2 separate regions of the Homo sapiens genome follow, and region 1 is linked to region 2. The links are chromatin loops, found by intact Hi-C in ENCODE. Cell type or tissue: endothelial cell of umbilical vein. All regions are shown on one strand. Each heading gives the region's core, and the rest is flanking DNA. Links, peaks and the distances in the headings are about the cores only.

Evidence for each region. A loop is a pair of places that touch in the nucleus more often than their neighbours do. Peaks named below come from ENCODE experiments on the same cell type or tissue, not always from the same donor. Only the 100,000 strongest peaks of a DNase experiment are listed, where the experiment ranks them.
Region 1: a loop joins it to region 2, with 6 times the contacts of the local background. A loop is called at or near these places in 9 of 110 quality-filtered maps.

Annotation. Positions count from the first base shown.
Region 1 is chr4:57,100,374-57,103,283 of GRCh38, forward strand. All of the region lies in intron 1 of IGFBP7 (insulin like growth factor binding protein 7), which reads right to left. Among named protein-coding and RNA genes, the nearest start is that of IGFBP7-AS1, 7.9 kb to the right of the region's middle. In endothelial cell of umbilical vein, for the core only: no CTCF peak of the experiment used is centred there; a DNase peak (open chromatin) is centred at 1,828; H3K27ac peaks cover 2,001 bases.
Region 2 is chr4:57,162,738-57,165,647 of GRCh38, forward strand. All of the region lies in intron 1 of IGFBP7-AS1 (IGFBP7 antisense RNA 1), which reads left to right. Among named protein-coding and RNA genes, the nearest start is that of IGFBP7, 54 kb to the left of the region's middle. RefSeq lists a silencer at 889-938. In endothelial cell of umbilical vein, for the core only: CTCF peaks have their summits at 944 and 1,445 (motif pointing right); DNase peaks (open chromatin) are centred at 984 and 1,424; H3K4me3 peaks cover 548 bases; H3K27ac peaks cover 404 bases; H3K27me3 peaks cover 253 bases.

The DNA.
Region 1 (2,910 bases), core at 277-2,776, 62 kb before region 2:
CTGACCAGGCTCTAAGATTGCTAATCTGGCTATAGAAGGACTAATGTTAGCCACCTCAGAGACATTCATTCATTTTAAGAAACATCATCTTTCACTGAATATAATATGACATTTTTTAGAAGGCACAGCATATATGTACCATAAAGAGCCATCTCAACTCTGACATAAACTTTGTTATCATACAGCATGTTTATTTTATGCGAATGAAAGAGCTCTTTTAGATGTATTTAGACACAAATATATCATATAACCCCCTTGCTCATTCAACAGAAACAAAATATAGGCAAAATAAATTCAGGAAAGTCTTCCTAAAACTTTTTCACACCCAAGGGTTTGACTCTTCTGAATCTCTTTTGTTAGAAACTTCTTATTTTGAAATAATTCCGAGTTTATAAAAAAGAAAGATAGCACAGAGAGTCAATGTTGCTGGTCTACATACCACACTTTGAATAGCAAGCCTGTAGCAGAATATCTAAAGTAAGTACCAGAATTGCTATTTACCACCTGTGTGATGTCTGACCTGCAGTGTCTTTATTTGGAATTTGGGATAACAATTCCCCTTACCTTCCAGGGTTGTTATGAGTAGCATATGAGGAAAATCCACAGAAGTCCTTAGCAAACTGTCAAGTACTTCACAAATACCCGTTGCAGATGCATTCCTTGCCCTCAAGGCATTTACAGTCTAGTTAATAATTCTTTACAGTTATTTGGTGCAGCATAGTCCGCATAGTTTACACAGTGCTTTCATATCTGTTATGTAATTTGACCTTCTCAATAATCCTGTGAAGGTATGAAATTGTACCTTCATTTATTATATACATTCTCCTGAAGTTTTGAGGGGGTTGTTTTTTCACAGTGGCCAAGCCTGCTTTGAACCTGTCGGGTTGGCCTTGGCCTTGTCAGTGCTCTTTACTGTGGGAACTTCATATCATATGAATGGGGCTTTGTCAACACAGGGTTCCTAGGTCTGTTTCACCTGAAATGAACCTTTCTTATTTTTCAGACACAAAACTTCTCTGCAACTCTGGCCTGCTTTTGGGACCAGAGGCCCCTCCCTGGATTCCCGGGACTGCTCCTCTCCCTGGTAACCCTCTCCTGGTAGGGACATTGATGGGGGTGAGGCTTACTGTTAGCTCCAGCTGTTTCTAATTAACTTTGACTGCTCTCCTCTGTAAAACAGTAAAGGCAATTCAACACATTAGCTTTTTCAAAAGGGCCATATCATTTTGCCATTAATCCAACTTGGGATAAAACAGAGGTCAACTATTTAACACAATCAATTTTAAGTAAAAAAAATAAATAAGTAAACGTTTCCCCCCCTCCCCCCATTATCATCCTGGCTTTTTTCTTCTGATCTCATTTTCTCTCAGAGGCCTGGTGGAGGAGACGGTCTTGATTGACCTGGAAAAGCCATATATGACAGGCTGGGGGAAGCTTCCCTTGAACATTTCTAGTCCTCCACTGCTATCCCCACATAAGAGTAAAAGACTCACTGGGAAATCTTTGAAATTACCTTAAATAAGTGGGCTTATTAATTCACATATACCTAAGTCTCCTTCCATTTCAAAGCTTTCTAATTGTGCCACTCCTAAATTTCAAATAAAGGTTACACTCATATTCCCTGGCTTAAAAATTTTTTTGACGATAATTCAGGGTTCCCCAGCTGCTAAAAACAAGATGTTATTTGTCTAACAATGAAAAACACAGATGAGGTCAGATTGTTTGTGGGGTAGGGGTGGCTTGAGGTAAAGGAAGCATCATAATCTCATCCACTGTAGGGAGGAATTTTGAATCAGTGAAGGCTAGCTGGCCTTGGACTCCATCCAAGGGTGTTCTGTCACTGAACTATCCAAGAGAGCCTTATAAGGCGGTTTCTTCTAGAAGGCCAGTCTACAGTGGACCCCGAGGGCAGGCTCTAGGGACAGGATGGAAATCGTATTTCAGGATGTTAACAAATGCCTGCTCAGCTTAATCATTCCATCTCAAAGCTGTATAGTTTAAGAGATTTAAAAATTATAAAATCCTCCCCCAGATGTGGCCCCTCCCCCTCAAGTTATTTCTCAGCTCTCCTAAAGAGAGTCTCCTGACTTCTGCCTGAACACGGTATCCTATTCAATAGTTTTTACTGGAAAGTTCTTCCTGCTGTGTCATCTAAATGTGCCTTGTGGCTATTTAATTCCAGGCCTTTTAATGCTGTCCTCCTGAAGAACTGTATTAAGAGAATAATTTTTCAGGCATCTTCCATTTAATAACTAATTCCCAAACGATGAAGAAACATTAACTTGTTCTTTAGATTACTTTCCTCTGAAAGAATCCTAAGTCCTCTAAGGCCCCACTTTGTCCTTCAGTTTTTCAAATCTTTCCTAAAATGCAGTGATTGAAACTGGACAAAATGATTATAAAGAACCAGTGATTCATTCAATATTCTAGAAATTTCTGTGCTCAAGAAGGGCAGCTGAGGCCAGAAAAATTTTAAAGCATTTCTACTGGACTGGAGCAGACTCTTAGGGAAGGTGACTTTTTCTGTTTCTGATCTGAAAGCAGAGAGAAGGAGTAATAGGGACTTTAGGGGGAAGAGACTCCTGAAAGGAGCAAGTGGTGGTAATTTGGAGGCAGGACTGGCTAATAAGGCAAGCGAGGTGAAGGCACTTTATGAGCAGTCACCGAATAAGAAAAAGCTCCACAAGGGCTTTTCACTCCCAAGTAGCAAGCAGCTTGCCATGGCAGGCTGGGAACCCAGATTTGACAATGCTTCTAAGATCAGAGAGGGAAGTCTTGGGAAGGAGTGTAGGCATCTGTTGTTGTGATTACAGTAACAGCTTCCTTATGGGAGTCTCTGACTGCAGTCTCACCCCCTTCCAATCCATTCTCCCAACAGCAGCCAACAAAGCTTTTCTAAAAGCACAAATC
Region 2 (2,910 bases), core at 116-2,615:
TAAAATCTCTCTGCCCACACTACTGGGCAGGGCTCTCTGAACCTCTTCTGGTTTGGAGTGCTGCCCAATTCATGAATGGTTCTTTGCTCAAATAAACTGTTAATTTGTCTAAAAGTTTTTTGCTAACAGCAATACTGGAAGAATTGTACTCACTGCAAAAATGTCTAGCATATGTTTTGTTTAGCTTCTAAAAATAAGATTGACATTTTATTTCAACTTATCAACAAATACAACTCCAAAACACAAATACCCTAATCATTTTCTAGTAGCTGTTCTCCAAGGACAGAGGTGAGCTTTTAATGAAACTGATTTAATTCTTCACAACATCCCTGGGGGTGGTATGGGAGAAGCCTTAAAAAAAGTCAGGTTTTATTGAAAACACTACCTGGAAAAATAGAATTGAGATACACTAATAGTCCTCTCAACACCAAAAAATCCTAGATGTGGGAGATCTTGCTTAGTCAACCCTAACTTGGAACAAGAGTTTGCATTTGATCACATCCAGTGATGACATATAATTTTATCCTTCTCCAAGCTCTTTTCAAGGATCATTGTATCTGATCCTCAAAACATTCCTGGAGGCCCACTTTACTGTGATATTACAGATGAGGAAACAACCCAAAGGAGCTGACATATTTAAGACCCAAAGTGACTTTGACCCAAAGCCTGCCACCCACACCATTCCAGACCCCAAAGACTAGTCTGCTTTTTATTTTCACACTTATTGGAGACTTTCTTTCATTTGCCCATGGTAGTGTTTCTCTTTCTAGAAGCTTCTTTATTGTTTTAAGATGAAAAAATTCATGACCAATTTCCAGAACCTCAAAACACAAAGCAACTGCTTATTTTCCTGAGCTGCTGCGTGAGTCAGTGATTCCCAGTGTTGCTGTGCCTGAAAACCCACCACTAATGTCAGCGCCTTGTGCTGTTGAGTTGCACGCGGCGCCCCTGCAGTCCAGGGCTGGGGCTAGCCCGGCGAGCGCGCGGCAGGCAGAGCATTCCCGGACGAGTCCGGTAGATGGTAGCATTGTGCAGCCGATGCGTCCTCTCCCAGCTTGCGTCTCATTTTTCCCTCTCCCCCTTTCCTGGGCTCAGCGGTGAGGCTCAGGTACCGGCGCCGCCCTGATGCCTACTATGCCGCGCCATCTCCAGATGGTCCGCACCTGGCGGGTCACGACGAGTCTCAATCCACAGCATGGGGCTGACTCGGACTCAGGAGTTTTTGTGGCTCCAGGCGTAACCGTTGCTTTGGATAAAATTGGTCCAGTTCACTTGACCAAGGAGAAGTGCAGAGGAGGATAAACGTCCCCATCCCAGTGGTGTCCTCTCCCGACTCCTTTCGTGTAGTGAGCTTTATTTTTAGAGACTCCCGCGCCTGCCAGCCGCTCATGCTCGGGTTCCCCAAGCGGAGGGGCTCCGCGTGCAGTGTGATGCCCACTGTCGCCGGCAGAGGGCACCGTCGTCACACACTGCGCAGGAGCCGGCGCGGGAAGGCGGCGGGGCTGTCCTTCCCGGTCAGCGTCCTACGCGTGACCTTGGGACCCGCAAATGTCTGCGCCGGAGGCATTGCCTCTTCCCGACTATGGGGGATACTGCACGGGGCTCCCGATGGCCTCTTCCACGCCTGGCCCTTCACTTCTTGAAGCTCACCCTTTTCTTATTTGATCTTTCTAGAACTGGCGCTCTCTCCCTTCAAATTCTGTCCCACCTTGGCTAGGTTCTGGTTCTGAGACTTCTGTCTCCCTGGCTGTTACTTTCCGTTTTTCAGGAATTTTCTTCCTTTGCCAATCCTTTAAACGTCCCTGATCCCAGGATTATTTGTTCTTCTAAGACTCACTCTGCGCACCCTCGCAAACCCACCGCCACCCTCTTCACTGCCTTGTCTTGACGACAACCACATTTTAATCTCCAGTCTAAGTTTATCTTTTGAGCTACAGACCCATTTCTTCATTTTGCCAGGCCAATAGGGACTGCTTGGAAATAATGCTTAGAAAGCAGCCAGTCTAAGAGCTGCTATTTCATTGAGGATGGTAGTCAAGGTTGTCTTCTGTCTAGAAATGCTTTGAATAACAAGTGCTTTGCTTTCAGCCAGCTGGTGTTTCTCTCTGAAGCCTTCTTCAAGGTAAAAAAAAAAAAAAAGAAAGTTTTTAGTGCTTACCTAGAGATGCAGTCACCAAACTTAACCTTCCCCCCCATTCCCCTCTTCTGCTGAGGAAACCATGCCAGGCCACAGGACCAAAACCTCCTTTGCTAGCTCCCTCTGTTTAGACCTGGACAGGATACCTACCTTAAGGCGACAAAAATGCGTGGGAATGGGCCAATCAGAGTCTTTTGAGATTTTGGGACTGGAATGTTGAAAAGAATGGTCTGGTGAAAATATGGAGAGCTCTGTAGCTTCTCTGTAGCGAAGAATCTGTAGACAAAGGGGTGTGTAAAAGATGAGTTGCCTGAGGGAGCAGGCTGAGGTAGGAGGAGGACAGAGCAGACAGAGGTAGTGGAGAGGGCCAGAGTGCCCCAGAAAGCTCTGTTTCGTTCCTCAAGAAACTCAACAGTCTCTTAATTTTGGAAGGTTTTTCTTTTTAAACTTTTTAAATTATTATTATTATTTTTTTTTTTTAGAGACAGCCTTGCTATGTTGTCCAGGCTGGTCTCGAACTCCTGACTTCAAGTGATCCTTCCACCTCGGCCTCCCAAAGCACTGGGATTGCAGGTGTGAACCACTGTGCTTGGCCTATGAAGGTTTTTCTATATTCTGTCCATAGCCCCTTCATCTTGAGCCAGTGCAGAACTGTAGCTAATTCATGAAGAAGCAGAGGACATGAAAAGGAAGGAAAGGGAAGACGGGCTGCTGACAGAATCAGCAAGGTTTAGCAGGCAGCTCCACTGGGCTGGCAGAGTTGGGAGGTTAGT